Linked DNA regions of Homo sapiens: region 1 is linked to region 2. Evidence: chromatin contacts called from ENCODE Hi-C or POLR2A ChIA-PET data. All regions are on one chromosome and are shown on one strand. The core of a region is the stretch at or near the end of the contact, and the rest is flanking DNA. Distances in the headings are between cores, read along the strand shown. Region 1 overlaps KIF3B (kinesin family member 3B). Region 2 overlaps NOL4L (nucleolar protein 4 like).

Region 1 (6,823 bases), core at 2,964-5,463, 180 kb before region 2:
ACCTTTCTGCCTGCCCTTGTTTCCTGAATGAAATGCTTCTGGGGTTATTTATGAAAGGAGTGATCCTGGGGCAGGCAGGAGGCAGTGGGCTTCATGGCTCCTTGAAGTTATTACTGATCTTGACCTTCTCTTTGGCTACCTTTAGACAAAGAATACGCCAATCAATACTTGGGGCTCTAAGTTTTACAATTGATATTTATTTGTATCATCTCTTTGTCTAGGAATGTAAAAGTGATTCTAAACTAAGATGTGTAATAAAAATCAATCAGATTTATTGTACCTACAAAAAGGTGTCCTCATAAATGACTAAGGCTTTTGAAAATGACATGCCTGTGGCTGACACACTGCCATTTTCAATAAACATTTTAACTGGGTGGGAGTGGGAAAATGAAGATTGAGTTGGGATGCTGGCATTATTTAATATAGCAACAAGGGGCAGGGTGCAGTGGCTCATGCCTGTAATCCCAGCACTTTGGGAGGCTGAGCCGGGTGGATCACTTCAGGTCAGGAGTTGGAGACGAGCCTGGCCAACATGGTGAAACCCTGTCTGTACTAAAAATACAAAATTGAGTCGGGCGTGGTGGTGCGCACCTGTCATCCCAGCTACTCGGGAGACTGAGGCAGGAGAATCGCTTGAGGCCGAGATTGCAGTAGGCCAAGATTGCACAACTGCACTTCAGCCTGGGCAACGGAGCGAGACTCCGCCTCAAAAATAAATAAGTAAATAAAAATAAATAAATAATGTAGCAACAAGGAAAAGGACACAAAATGAAGAATGATAGAGTGACAAATAAGTGTTTTTCATGTTTTTCCGTGGAGGTTCCTGAGACTGGCCTGGGCAACGGCATGAAATTTCTTTTAACTTTTGTGTTTTGTTTTAAAAATTCTTTTAAATTTACTATTATACATCATACTTTAAAATATATGTGCCTTTTTTTTTTTTTGAGACAGGGCATCATTCTGTTGCCCAGGCTGGAATGCAGTGGCGTGATCACGGTTCTCTGCAGCCTCAGCCTCACAGGCTAGTGATCTTCCCACCTCAGCCAAGACTACAGGTGTGCACCACTATACCTGGCTAATTTTTTATTTTTTGTAGAAATGGGGTCTCTCTATGTTGCCCAGGCTGATCTGTGCCTTTTTTAACACTAAAGTATTTTATGTTGTTTACCATCAGGAAAAGAAGATACAAAAAATGGGCCACACATTGTCTTTTGGATTTCCATGCTCGTAGGCCTGCTGGAGTGACCCTGGGGGGTTGTGCCCCTTAGTTGAGAAGTGGGACTGGGTGGAAGGAGCACAGACCCTGGATTCCAAGCTGGGTTTGAATTCTAGTATTGCCACCACTTACTAGCCATATGACTAGGAGGAATTTAATTGACCTCTCTGAACTTTGGGGCCTTTGTCTGTAAAGTGGAGTGATTATCCCCACTTTGAAGGGCCATTTTGAGGATCAGCGATACATTTAAAGCAGCAAGTACAGTATGGGATAGAGCAAACGTGAAAAAAATGTGGTTATTGCTGTGATAAGGCACTGTGTTTAGAAGACACCATGAACACTTTGTGTCCCGAGAAACTAGAAGTCAGTATTGGACATACCATCTTTAGAAAATCCTAAAGAAAAGCTGTTAACTGTTTAGTAATGTGTATTGAGTACCTACTATGTGTCAAGCTGTTCTAGGCACTAGATATATAGACGTAACACCAGGAACCTGCCTACATGGAACTTGCACTTTAATGGGGATGGAGGATGGGTAAATGTTAAATTAACCAAATGCACACAAATATATGATTATGAATTGTGTCAAATGTCATGAAGTTATAATAGGTTTTTGTTTTTATTTTTGTTTTGAGACGAGCTCTCGCTCTGTCACCCAGGCTGAAGTACAGTGAGTGGCGTGATCATAGCTCACTGTAGCCTCGACCTCCTGGGCTCAAACGATCCTCCTGCCTCAGTCCCCCAAGTAACGGACCAAGGTGCGAACCACCATGGCTGACTAATTTTTTAAAATTTTTTATAGAGATAGGATTTTGTCATTTTGCCCAGGATGGTCTTGAACTTATGGGCTCAAGTGATGCTCCTGCCTCAGCTTCCCAAAGTGCTGGAATTATATGTGTGAGCCACCCTGTGTGGCCAATATAATAGAATATTATAAAAGGAGAGTGGAGACCTAATTTAGATGGGGTGGGTAAAGTAGGAAAGGGCTCTTTGAAGAAATGACAGTTACAGTGAGATCTAGAGGACAGGAGTTAGCTGGGCAAGGAGGAGGGAAGGGCATTTGTGAAGGGATGGGGGAACAGTGTTTGCGAGGGTTTTGCAGAACAAACTCAAATTTCACAAGAAGGTATCTGCAGTCCCTTTTTACCCTCACTAGAGGGTAGCATGGAGAACTGTAGAAAAGATTACAGTCTAGGACTTTAAAGATAGCAACAAAAAATGTAAAGAGCACAAAGGGGACAGTGGCCTGTGCGACTCGGGCAAACGTTTCATAATTGTGTTTCTTCATAAGACGCTTTCAAACTATGTGTAATGTCTGTTTACTCCCCACCCTTCCAAAAAGAGTTAAGAAACAGCTTGGCTTAGCCTCAGTAATTACTAGTTTAGAATAGTTCAGAATCCATTACCCAGAAAGCAAGAATTCAAAGTAGGATTTGAAGAACTGTGAGTGTGTTCTTGAAAATGACAGAATTTGCTGGGCACGGTGGCTCACGCCTGTAATCCCAGCACTTTGGGAGGCTGAGGTGGGCAGATCACCTGAGGTCAGGAGTTTGAGACCAGCCTGACCAACATGGAGAATCCCCGTCTCTACTGAAAATACAAAATTAGCCAGGCGTGGTGGAACATCCCTGTAATCCCAGCTACTCAGGAGGCTGAGGGAGGAGAATCGCTTGAACTCAGGAGGCAGAGGTTGTGGTGAGCCGAGATCGCTCCATTGCACTCCAGCCTGGGCAACAAGAGTGAAACTCCATCCATCCATCTTAAAAAAAAAAAAAGAAAAGAAAATGACAGAATTCTTGGTTGGGCCAGAGGCTAATTCATCAGGGGAAATACAGGACAGACGGGGCACCTGGCAACTTGGAAATTCCTACCAACTCAGCTTTGTTTTTATCTTTTGGATTTTTAAAATTTTAATCAACAAACTACTGAATTTTGGAAACTGTATTTTGAACTTCAGACTGATAATTTAAGTCTTGGGGGCTGTGATTTTGGCAGGCCCTCTTATATTAGAGTTACCATCTGATTGAAGCTTACCCTGAGATTCTGGTCTCCAAGGACCATGTGGTGGTCACATCTGCCAACTGGGTCGTTGGTGGCATTTGTCAAGGACGTAACTAGCTCTTGCAGCTGCTCCTGTTTCAACCTCCATTTCTTTCACTAGTCTTGTGGTTAACCGGTCCCTGGGTGCTTCAGTTAGGCGTGCCAACTGGGGACTTGCTGTTGGGCTGGAGGAATGGGCAGAGGGAGCGATGGCTCACCGCATCTCTGGGGACGGTGTAGCCCACAGGCACTTGTTGAGTGCCCTCTATGCACCAGGCCTTGCCCTGCACTGGAGATAGGGAGGGGAGTAGATGTACCATGGCCCTTCTGAGGAGAGGGGAGACAGAAACACAAGGATGGCAATTCAGAGCACTTGCTGCATAGGAGGCCTGGCTCCTCTCCTCACACAGCCCTCCTAGTCCTCTGAGGCCGGAGCTACACAGGCCTCCATTTGGTTCCTGGGTTATGCCATGTGCTTTCCTGCCTGGCACCTTCACACCTTCACACATGCCATATGCCTTCTGCCTGAAACATTTTCTCCTCATTCTTTGCTCGGCTAACTCCTTCTCATCCATCAGGAACCAGTTGAATGTCACCTCCTCAGAGAAGCCTTCCCCAGCCCTTCGTTGTGGTTTTCCCCATCTCCGCCTCCCAGGTTCAAGCAATTGTCCTGCCTCAGCCTCCCGAGTAGCTGGGACTATAGGCTGGTGCCACCATGCCCAGCTAATTTTTTATATTTTTAGTAGAGATGGGGTTTCACCCGTGTTAACCAGGATGGTCTCGATCTCCTGACCTCATGATCTGCCTGCCTCAGCCTCCCAAATTACAGGTGTGAGCCACCGCGTCCAGCCACAAAAAAAATTCTTTAATTCGTCAGGCATAGTGACATGAACCTGTAGTCCCAGCTACTCAGAAGGTTGAGGTTGGAGGCTCACTTGAGCCTAGGAGGTCAAGGGTGCAGTGAGTTACGATTGCATCACTGCACTCCAGCCTGGGTGACAGAGGAAGGAAGGACAAGCATGCCAGACAAAGGGGACAACATGAATAAATGCAAGGAGAGTTCCTGGTGACTGCGGAATCTGATGGGCCTGGAGTGATGGAATGGGGATGGAGAACGGGGCTGGGAGGGTCTCGACTCCATGGCTCAAGTTAGAGGGAGAGCCCTTGGAGGCTTTTGTGTGTTTTGGAGACCAGGGGAGTGAAGCGCAGCCTATTTACACTCGAGTATTTTCCCCTTAAGCCAGCCTGGCATGCTATTATTTCTTTTTGAGATAACAGAAAGCAATTTCACTAAGTGCCTGCTTTAAGTTTGCCTGCTGTTCACACAGCTTTCTGGGCTTAGTTGGCAAATTGCATTCTGCCAGGAGCTTTCCCTGGCACAGCTCACTACCCAAGGAATTCTAAGGAGCACTTGAGCTTGACTCCAAGGTCTTAGTTCCCTAGGAATGGGGCCTAGTCTTTTTTCAGGGCAGTGGGCTGGAAGGTGGCCCCTATTCTGCATTTGGCAGCAGAGAAATTAAACTTCTGCCATTGGTTTGGGGATTTGTTTTTCTGTTCAGTCAACAAAAGATTAAATAACCTATGCTGTTCAAGACTCTATGTCATGGGCTACAGCAGCCATGAACCCTGCCCTTCCAGAACTCTCAGTCTGGAGGAAATTCTGGCCATTCACAAATAAGTAAATTTAAGGTGAGCAGTGGCACAGATACAGCACAAAGGAGGCGTCACAGATTTCCATAAGGGGCTTTGTTAATGCAGTGATCACCCTCTGCTAGATTATTCCAGGGACAGTGAGGAGCCAGGACTTTGGCATCAGATTCATTTATTCATTCTTTGAGCATCTACTAAGTACTGGGCATTCTTCTAGATCCTAGGGATACAGAAGGCAGCTCCTGTCCTAGGGAATGTCACATCCTAATAGTGGAGGCAGATGGTTGTCAAAGGACAAACAGGCTGTGTCTAATGGTGGTCAGAGTGCTCTGAAGTAAAACCAGGCAGGTCAGAAAGTAAAGAGCTGGGGTGTGGCTGAGCTGGATTGGGAGGGCAGGGAAAGCATCTCTGGAGTGATGAGATGTACATTTGAGCAGAGCCCTGAGTGAAATTAGGGAGCAAGCTGTGTGTCTGGTACCTGGAGGCAGAATATTCTAGGAAATAAGAGTCAGAGTGTGGCTGGGCATGGTGGTTCACACCTGAAATCCCAGCACTTTGAGAGGCTGAGGCAGGCAGATCACCTGAGGTCAGGAGTTCGAGACCAGCCTGGCCAACATGGTGAAATCCTGTCTCTACTAAAAATACAACAATTAGCCAGGCATGGTGACATGCGCCTGTAATCGCAGCTACTCAGGAGGCTGAGGCAGGAGAATTATTTGAACCTAGGAGGTGGAGGTTGCAGTGAGCTGAGATTGCGCCATTGCACTCCAGCCTGGGCAACAGAGTAAGACTCAGTCTCAAAAAAAAAAAAAAAAGAGTGCAAAGGAGGTGGGAGTGCATTTAGAGACAGGAAGGGGACAAGTGTGCTTAGTGGGCAGTAGGTTAGGAAGGTGGGCAGAGGCAAGTCGTAAGTGAATTTTATTTTTGAGCCATTGGACACTTCTGAGCAAAAGAGGGAAATGATCTGACAGGAATGCTCTCAAAGGATCCCTCTGGCTGCTTGGTGGAGACAAACTGTAGGTAGCAGAAGGGGAAGTGAGGAGACTGCTTGGAGTGGCAGGGGGTTTGGGGACACGGGGATGGGGTGAGGAAGGTGCAGTGGGCCGGCAAAGGTAATGCAGATGAGAGAGGGCAGCTTGGACCAGGCAGTGGGGACAGAGAAGTAGGAACGTGCCTTAGATTTATTTTGTCTGCTGATAATCAGAGATGAGAGGGGAGATAAAAAGAAGCAACAATAGTTCCAAGGTTTTTGATCTGAAACTTATTGAAATTCAACCTATGCCACTTGTCGCCCAGGCTGGAGTGCAGTGGCATAATCTTGGCTCACTGCAACCTCTGCCTCCTGAGTTCAAGCGATTCTCCTGCCTCAACCTCCTGAGTAGCTAGAATTACAGGCATGCGCCACCACGCCCGGCTAATTTTTGTATTTTTAGTAGAGACGGGGTTTCACCATGTTGGTCAAGCTGGTCTTGAACTCCTGACCTTGTGATCCACCCACCTCAGCCTCCCAAAGTGCTAGGATTACAGGCATGAGCCACCACGCCCAGCCTGTTTTTTCCCTTTTTAAAAAACAAAAATACAACAAAACCCACACAACTTTATTGAGATTTACAGTCATGCATTGCTTAACAATGGGGAGACCATCTGAGAAATGCATCATTAGGTGATTTCATCACTGTGTGATCACTATGAAGTGTATGTGCACAAGCTTACTGGTATAGCCTACCACACAATTAGGCTATATAGTATAGCCTATTGCTCCTAGGCTACAAAGCTGTAAAGCATGTTACTGCACTGAATACTGTAGGCAATTGTAACACAATGGTAAGTGTTTGTGTGGCTAAACATTTCTAAACAGAAAAGGTACAGTAAAAATATGTTATTATAATCTTATGGGACCACCATGGTATATGCAGT
Region 2 (6,946 bases), core at 200-2,699:
CCCTCGTGCATGGAGAAGCAGTGGGAGGCATGGATGGAACTTTGAGAACGGGGCAGGCTGGCCATTCCCAACTGGAATCCGGCTGGGAGGAAAGGGGCTGGCCGGGGCCTTGCAAGGCAGGGGAAACATGTTGTTCACTTTTTTGTTTTGTATGGTTGGTTTTTAAGTGAAATTTGAGATTTAAAAAAAGTTAAACGAAACAAAACAAGGCGCTTTGGGCAGCACCACGGACCCATACTGGCCTCTGGGACTAGCAACAACAGCTGCTGGACACTTTTCTGTGCCAGCAAAAGCTGGCGTCTTCAGGGACAGTCCACTCTTAGATGGCCCCCGCCCTAGCCCTCCAGCACGCCACCCCTGCTACCTTTGGGTTCCAGGCCATTGGAGTTAAAGTGCATCCTCTTCTGACACTCCGTACAGCTCATCAGGAACCGGGTCACGGCCTCTCTCGGGAGGAAGGCATAGGTCTCTGCGATCTGGAGGAGAGAAGAGCTTCGCTTGTTATATGGATCTGTGGGGAGGCAACTTGGCCATGGGGTCACCAAGGTCTGAGCTTTGGTGGCAGGTGCTTCGGCTCTTGCAAGGAAAGTCAGGGATTTGAGGAGCAAGGGACAGGTGTCCTGGATTCTCAGCTGTGGCAATGAGACAGTACTTTTGTGGAAAACCATTTGTTTTAAAAATCGCAATAAAGGAGGTTAAAAATTGAAAAAGCAAACCCTTTAAACATTATCTAGTCTTTAACCTATATTCTAATAAGTAACATTCCTCAGAACATTTTATTGCTGCTACAAAAAAATGGGCTTACAAACATTGCTCTAGCGTAGGGTGAGCAGTTCCCCTCTTAGAGATGGATAGACTGAGACCCACAGATAAATTCACTGCCCCAGGCCCATACACAGAACCAAAGGTCCTACAAGCCATCTCCTGTGATCACTGACAGGTCAAGAACCTTCTTAGGAAGAGCTGTGAAGGGCTAGTACCAGGCATCAGACTTTTCAAACTAGACAGGCTCTGCAGGACCCCCATGTTCCAGGCAACTATGGCTTGGAGAGGTGAGCTGACTCCCCAAGGTCACAAGGAATTTTCAAGGCAGTGCCAGACTAAACCCCATGTTCCAGGTCACACCACTCCACAGTTGCCTCCAGAAGGCCTCCCCTAGTTGAGGAGGAGGACAGGGATGCAGAGGGCTGGGGGAGAGACACAAAGAAGGGAGGGAACATGAAAAAAGGGCTGGGTGGGGGAGTGGGGAAGAAGTGGCTGTGGGCCTAGGTGTCCAGCCCTTTCCTCTTGCTCTGGGTTTTGGAAAAGCCACTGACCCTGATTTAGCTGTCTGGTGGGGCCAAAGAGTCCCTTCAGTCCCAGGTTCCCTGGGCTGAGACTGCCCAGTTACTGGTTTTCCATGTGCTTCCTGGAGCCTGGGTCCTCCCGCACCTCTCCACTAAGGGGCAGCATCACCCAAGCGTTCCGCTGTCCTCGCCGCAGCCCGCAGCCGGGCTGGGAAAGTTGGCCAAGGGTGAGGGGCTGCTCTGCGCTGCGCTTGGCCCCGCCTTCCCACAGCAACTGCAGGGGTTTGCTCCTTTAGAAATGCACGAATGTCCTTCTCCATCTCTGTGATGGCTGGAGGGTAGAGGTGGGCTAGGGCGGGGCTGGGGAGTGGAGTTGTGGGGGGATGCAGAAGGCTTGGGGTGTCCCAGGCTGTGGCTGGGCTCTTGGAGGACCAGCTCAGGCACAGCTTCCAGCTCAGCCCACTGGCAGAGTCCAGGGGCCACTCTTGCCAGCTGCAAATGCGAAGTTAATTTTGGTGACACAATTGTTATTTCTCAGCTGATTTGATGCTCTGTGGAGCAGGCAGGCTCCTTGATGAGTTATCTCCCTTCCAAATTCCCTGTCTGATTGCCTTCCTCTGGAGGTCAGGGACAAGGGCAAACCCCAGTGTCTCTGACTGGAGCAGCGGATGGGAGAGCAACATCAGGGATGCAGCTGGTCCTTGTCAGGTGTCAGGTCCGAGGGATGGGGCTTTTCTGCCATGCACACAGAGAGCTTCATCCCTAGCCCAGGCCAGGATAAATGTGGCCACCACTCTACCCCTGGAGAGGGAGCCATTCCTGTGCCCTCAGTAGGCCAGGCAGCAAGAAGGGCCCTGCCCATCCTGTGTGCAGCCCTCAGCAGAGCAGCCCAGGGCTGCCTGGAAGTCTGGGGGCACGTTCCTCTCAGGCCAGCTGGGTCTGGAGAGAGATGTCTGGCTGAAGGGTGGCAGCTGCAGGAGCAAGTGTGCAGGAGGGAAGGGCGTGTGCTAGGCAGAGCAGAGGGCTGTGGCTGACTTGGGCCGACAGATGCCCCTCGGCTCCCCTGAGACGTGGCACCCTAGGTCAGGCCTCAGGAGAGCTCAGTGGAGGGCCCGGGGGAGGGTTGCACAGTCAGCTGGGAGAAGAGGGCCAGGTCCCTACCATGAGGGCAGCCCTACTAAGCTACCCAAAGCTTGCCTGCTCACCTGCCAATGGGCAGAGAAATATTTTTTAAAGGGCTCAGGGGGTCCTCCTGGCCTGGCTGCTCTGCTGAGGGCTGCACACAGGATGGGCAGGGCCCTTCTTGCTGCCTGGCCAGCTGAGGGAATAGGAATGGCTCCCTCTCCAGGGGTAGAGTGGTGGCCACATTTATCCTGGCCTTGGCAGGGACCCCAGCAGTGTGCAAAGGCTGGCTGGCGTGCCACAGGGAGGGGAGTGCTGAGCACACACCTTCTGGCCCTGGGTCCCATTGATGGGTGGAAGGGGAGGATAGAAGGCTGACAGGTGAGAAGTCCTTGGAACTGCCTGAGGGCCAGGGAGGGAAGCCCTGCCCCACAAGGCTGGATTGTCTGCAAGCCTGGCTTAGAGCTCCCTGGGGAGTCAATAAAGCGCAGAGTCCAGCCCAGCTCTGCACTGCCGTAGGGACCTGTATAGAGGATGACAAACCCTCCCCCTGCAACCTTCAGCAGGCATCTTCTGATTCATCTTCCTGGCTTGCCTGGGACCAGAAATGGGACCTCCATTTCTGATTGAGTGCACGAATGCCCAAGGCCACAGGACCACAGAATGAGTCGAAACCAGGAGGACAATCCTAGCAGATGCTCTAGTTAATAGGATGGTGGTTTTCAGATGGTTTTAGATTTAAGCTGCAGACCCTGTTCTAGAAATAGACTCATACACTGAAGCCCAAAACATGAAACAGATAAAGACAGAGCTGCTGTGTCTAAGGAGGGGAAGTTCCAGGACCCTTGTCCCTGCCCAACTGCCCTCCGCTGCCCTGGGCTGCCTGCTGCCTTGCTCCCCGGGCCTCCTGCCTGGACACTGAGTCCCGTATGTGAATTTGCCTTTCACATTTTTCCTGGTGGTAAAAAACAGGGACTTCACTGGCAGAGAGAGCAGGAGCTATTTGCAGAGTCGCTGACTTGCAAGGCCCCATTTCACTCCCCAACTCAGAGGCCAACAAAGACAGATGAGGCCAATTGGGGGGATTTGCACCACTTTACAAGATCCTCCTTCTGCCCTGAGGGTGGATTAGCACGTGGTGGGCCTGGAGCAGCTGCTGACCACATCTGGCCCCAACTCCAAAGTGGCCTGGGCAGCTAGATCCGGACTGTGGAACCCGATCTGACCTACCAGCACCCTGGGAGGGAAAAAGGAAGCAAAAGGGCTTGTTCCAACCCAGAAGGGTGCAGAAATCAGAAAAGCAGGAAGGCCCCTTGGAAAAAGGACTAGCCCTCTGTGTGAGTTCAGGAAACTCTGTAGAACCAGCTGGAGCCTTCCTCAAACCCTGGTGCTGGAGAGACCTCCGAGATCCTCTGCACCTCAGGTCACACTGAGAAGCTAAGTGAGACAGGGACTTCCTACTCGAAATGGGAATCCCTGCATTATCCATTGCACATGGCCATCTAACTCCAGCTCGAATACCTCCAGTTTCAGAAAGCTCATTGCCTGCCCTATCTGATCCACGGGTGGACAGCAGTAGATGCCAGAAAGCTCTTTTCCCTACCAAATAACACGCCTCATTTAGTGCACTGAAAAAGTCTGCCACCGCCCTGCCAGTCCTAACTCCTATAGTACCCTCCTAGGCCTGGAAAAATCCAGAGGGGCCCTGTGCCCTAGAGACTGTCAGGCAGTCTGAGGATTCAGCGTTGGCAAAACACAGAGATAGATCCAAAAAGTCCTCAGCCAGGAGCTTGATGCGTACCCCGTGATGCCAGGCTGTGCCCCTCTGCAGCCATCAGCAGGGGTTTCCTTGGGGGCTCCTTCCACAGGCATGGATGGGTGGGGGCCTCGTGTCTGCAGAGTGGGGCTGAAGAGCTAGGTATGGGTCGAGGAAAATGGGAGCAGATGAAGAGGGGCACAAAGGCATCCAGGCACCACCCCCTGCCCCCAAAAAAGGAAAAGGGTGGCATGAGAAGGGTGACAGATGGGGAGGAGAAGGGGAAAAGGAGAGGAGGCACGTAGGGGAGGAGGGAGGTGTGCCAGCCCCTTCGGCCTCACACCCACGGCAGGAGGGCCCTGGCCTGCTCAGCTCAGCCTTGGCCCTGCTGCTGAAATTCCAGCTCTGTGTGCAGCTCAGCTGGCTCAGTGCCAGTCATGTGCCAGCTCCAGGCTGGGCAGCGGGAAGTGGGGCACGCGGCAGGCATATGGACGAGAAGCCAGGAAGTGCAGAGCAAAGGGCTGGATGTCCGCTTGGCCCAGGGATGCAAGTGCTGGCAGAACCAGCTCAGCCCTGCCCTCCCCACAGCATGGAGGCCGCAGACCCCTGCCTTCCTAAACCGCCCAAAGAGTGCCTGTGGACGAGGCTTGATGCTGGACACCGAAGGGGCCAGGGAAACCACATGATCCAGCTGGCTCCAGCCCATCCGCCTGGACAACAGCAAGTCATAGGGCTTACTAGCTGACCACAGGAGGGTTGCAGAGAGGCAGGATGTGTGGTGGTCAGGGCACAGGCTCTGGGGTGGGTGGCCTGGCTCTGAATGTCAGCTGACTGACCTCAGGCAGGTTATGTGTTTCTCTGAGTCTCAGTTTTCTCATCTTAAAATGGAGGTAACAACAGCACCTGCTTCATGCATGCAACCTTCATACATGTGTAGGAAGTGCTGGTGTAGAGCACATGCTGACTGCTCAGCACAATGGTGAATTTTATTTATTTCTTTTTGAGACAGGGTCTTGCTCTGTCACCCAGGCTGGAGTGCAGTAGTACAATCATAGCTCACTGCAGCCTCAAGCAATCCTCCTGCCTCAGCCTCCCAATCAGCTAGGACTACAGGCACACACCACTAGGCCTGAATTTTTTAATATATTTTTTATTTTTATTTTTGGAGACAGAGTCTCACTCTGTCACCCTGGCTGAAGTGCAGTGGCATGATCCCAGCTCACTGCAACCTCTGTTTCCTGGGCTCAAGTGATTCTCATGCCTCAGCCTCCCAAGTAGCTGGGATTATAGGCATGCGCCACCATGCCCAGCTAATTTTTGTATTTTTAATAGAGGTAGGGTTTTGCCATGTTGGCCAGGCTGGTCTCACACTCCTGGCTTCAAGTGATCTGCCTGTCTCGGCCTCCCAAAGTGCTGGGATTACAAGCATGAGCCACCACGCCTGGCCCCAATTTTTTTTTTTAAGAGAAGGGGTCTTGCTATGGTGCCCAGGTTGGTCTTGAACTTCCAGCTCAAACAATCCTCCCATCTCAACCTTCCAAAGCGCTGGGATTATAGGTGTCAACCACCATGCCCCACCCACAATGGTAAATTTAATGCTGAGAAAATGTGGTCTTGTCAGTGCCAAGGGGCCCATGTGGGCCCCAGCCTGGGTGCCTCTTCCTTCTTCTATGATCCTCTGGTGGAAATACCCTCAGAACTCCCTTCCCACAAGTCACTTCCCAAAGCACACAGACCGAGAAGCAGGAGGGGCGGGGAGACCATCACCATCTCCTGCCTTCCTGGGCAGACACCTTGCCTCTCTGAGGCTCTTGGCACATGGGTCCATCCTTAAAATCCATTTAGGGCAAAAGCCATTTTCTGAGGACAAGGACTAACCGGATGGTTGCATTAAAAAAAAAAAAAAAAAGATGGGCCATAAGGGGAAATTATAGACTTTACAGCCACCTCCACGGTAGTCCAAAGCTATTTATACAAAGAACTTGGGGTGGGAAGTTTCACATCTGCCTTGGGTGGGGAAGCCCAGCCACAGAAGGGCATATCTCTAGAAGCTCCAGAGAAAGTCGGCATGGAGGACACTGGCTGACTGCAACTCAGCTGCCGTCTGACCTTGGACAAGTGACCCAATTCTCTGGGTCCCAGTTTCCTTAACTGTGAAATGGGTCCTCAGTGCCTCGGTCACAGGACTGCATCAAGGCTTGAATGAGCATGAAGGGCTTGGCTTTACTGGCTTCCCTGGGCACTGGACAAATGGTTCAGAGCTATGTATGAGCTGTGGATAGGCCCACATGTGGGTCAGCAGGAGATGGATCAGAACACAGGCAGGCCCCTCTGCAGGGTGAGGAGGGGCCTCTGGTCTGGCCAGTCCCATCTATTTCCACCTCCCTGGCATTTGTGATGCTTCCTGCCCCTAGGTTGCCTTTTTTGCCCTTATGCCTCCCCAAAGCGTAGAATGCCAGTACAGGTGTCACCTTCTCCACACAGTCCCCCGGGCTCATCTGTGTCTGGCGGTGCCTGTGCTAAATGCCCCTGAGCCTGGGTTCTTGCTCTCTCAAAGCGAGCCTTGGAGACATTTCTGCTTCTCATGTATCTTGTTTTTGCTCTCAGCCTCCCCACCCCAAATCCAATTGTGATCTCCTGGAGGGTGGGGAGCAGGTCCTTCGACTTCCCCTGGGGAACTCCCAGTCCTGACTTCACAGGATGAGCTCACACATAGGAAGAGCTCAGGACAGGCCTGGCATGCAGTAAATGCCATGCCATGAAGGCATTTGCTCCTCTGATT

The links. A loop is a pair of places that touch in the nucleus more often than their neighbours do. ChIA-PET counts read pairs that join two places held with the same protein, here RNA polymerase II (POLR2A). Pooled maps may share reads with other maps.
Region 1: a loop to region 2 is called in a map of naive thymus-derived CD4-positive, alpha-beta T cell, with 21 times the contacts of the local background. The contact joins two enhancer-like sites. A Hi-C loop is called at or near these places in 1 of 168 maps with a recorded cell type or tissue (naive thymus-derived CD4-positive, alpha-beta T cell) and 9 of 50 pooled maps. POLR2A ChIA-PET finds 5 or more read pairs at or near these places in 2 of 52 experiments (OCI-LY7 and activated CD8-positive, alpha-beta memory T cell).

What each region holds. Positions count from the first base shown.
Region 1 is chr20:32,334,723-32,341,545 of GRCh38, forward strand. KIF3B (kinesin family member 3B) reads left to right here. Exons shown (of 9, transcript NM_004798.4): 9 at 1-289. Among named protein-coding and RNA genes, the nearest start is that of ASXL1, 20 kb to the right of the region's middle. Within about 2 kb of position 4,214, at least 4 of the 41 ENCODE cell types and tissues checked have a DNase peak (open chromatin) inside an H3K27ac peak, as active enhancers do.
Region 2 is chr20:32,520,447-32,527,392 of GRCh38, forward strand. NOL4L (nucleolar protein 4 like) reads right to left here. Exons shown (of 11, transcript NM_001256798.2): 3 at 365-476. Among named protein-coding and RNA genes, the nearest start is that of NOL4L-AS1, 37 kb to the right of the region's middle. RefSeq lists an enhancer at 4,085-6,946 and a silencer at 6,849-6,946. Within about 2 kb of position 1,450, at least 5 of the 41 ENCODE cell types and tissues checked have a DNase peak (open chromatin) inside an H3K27ac peak, as active enhancers do.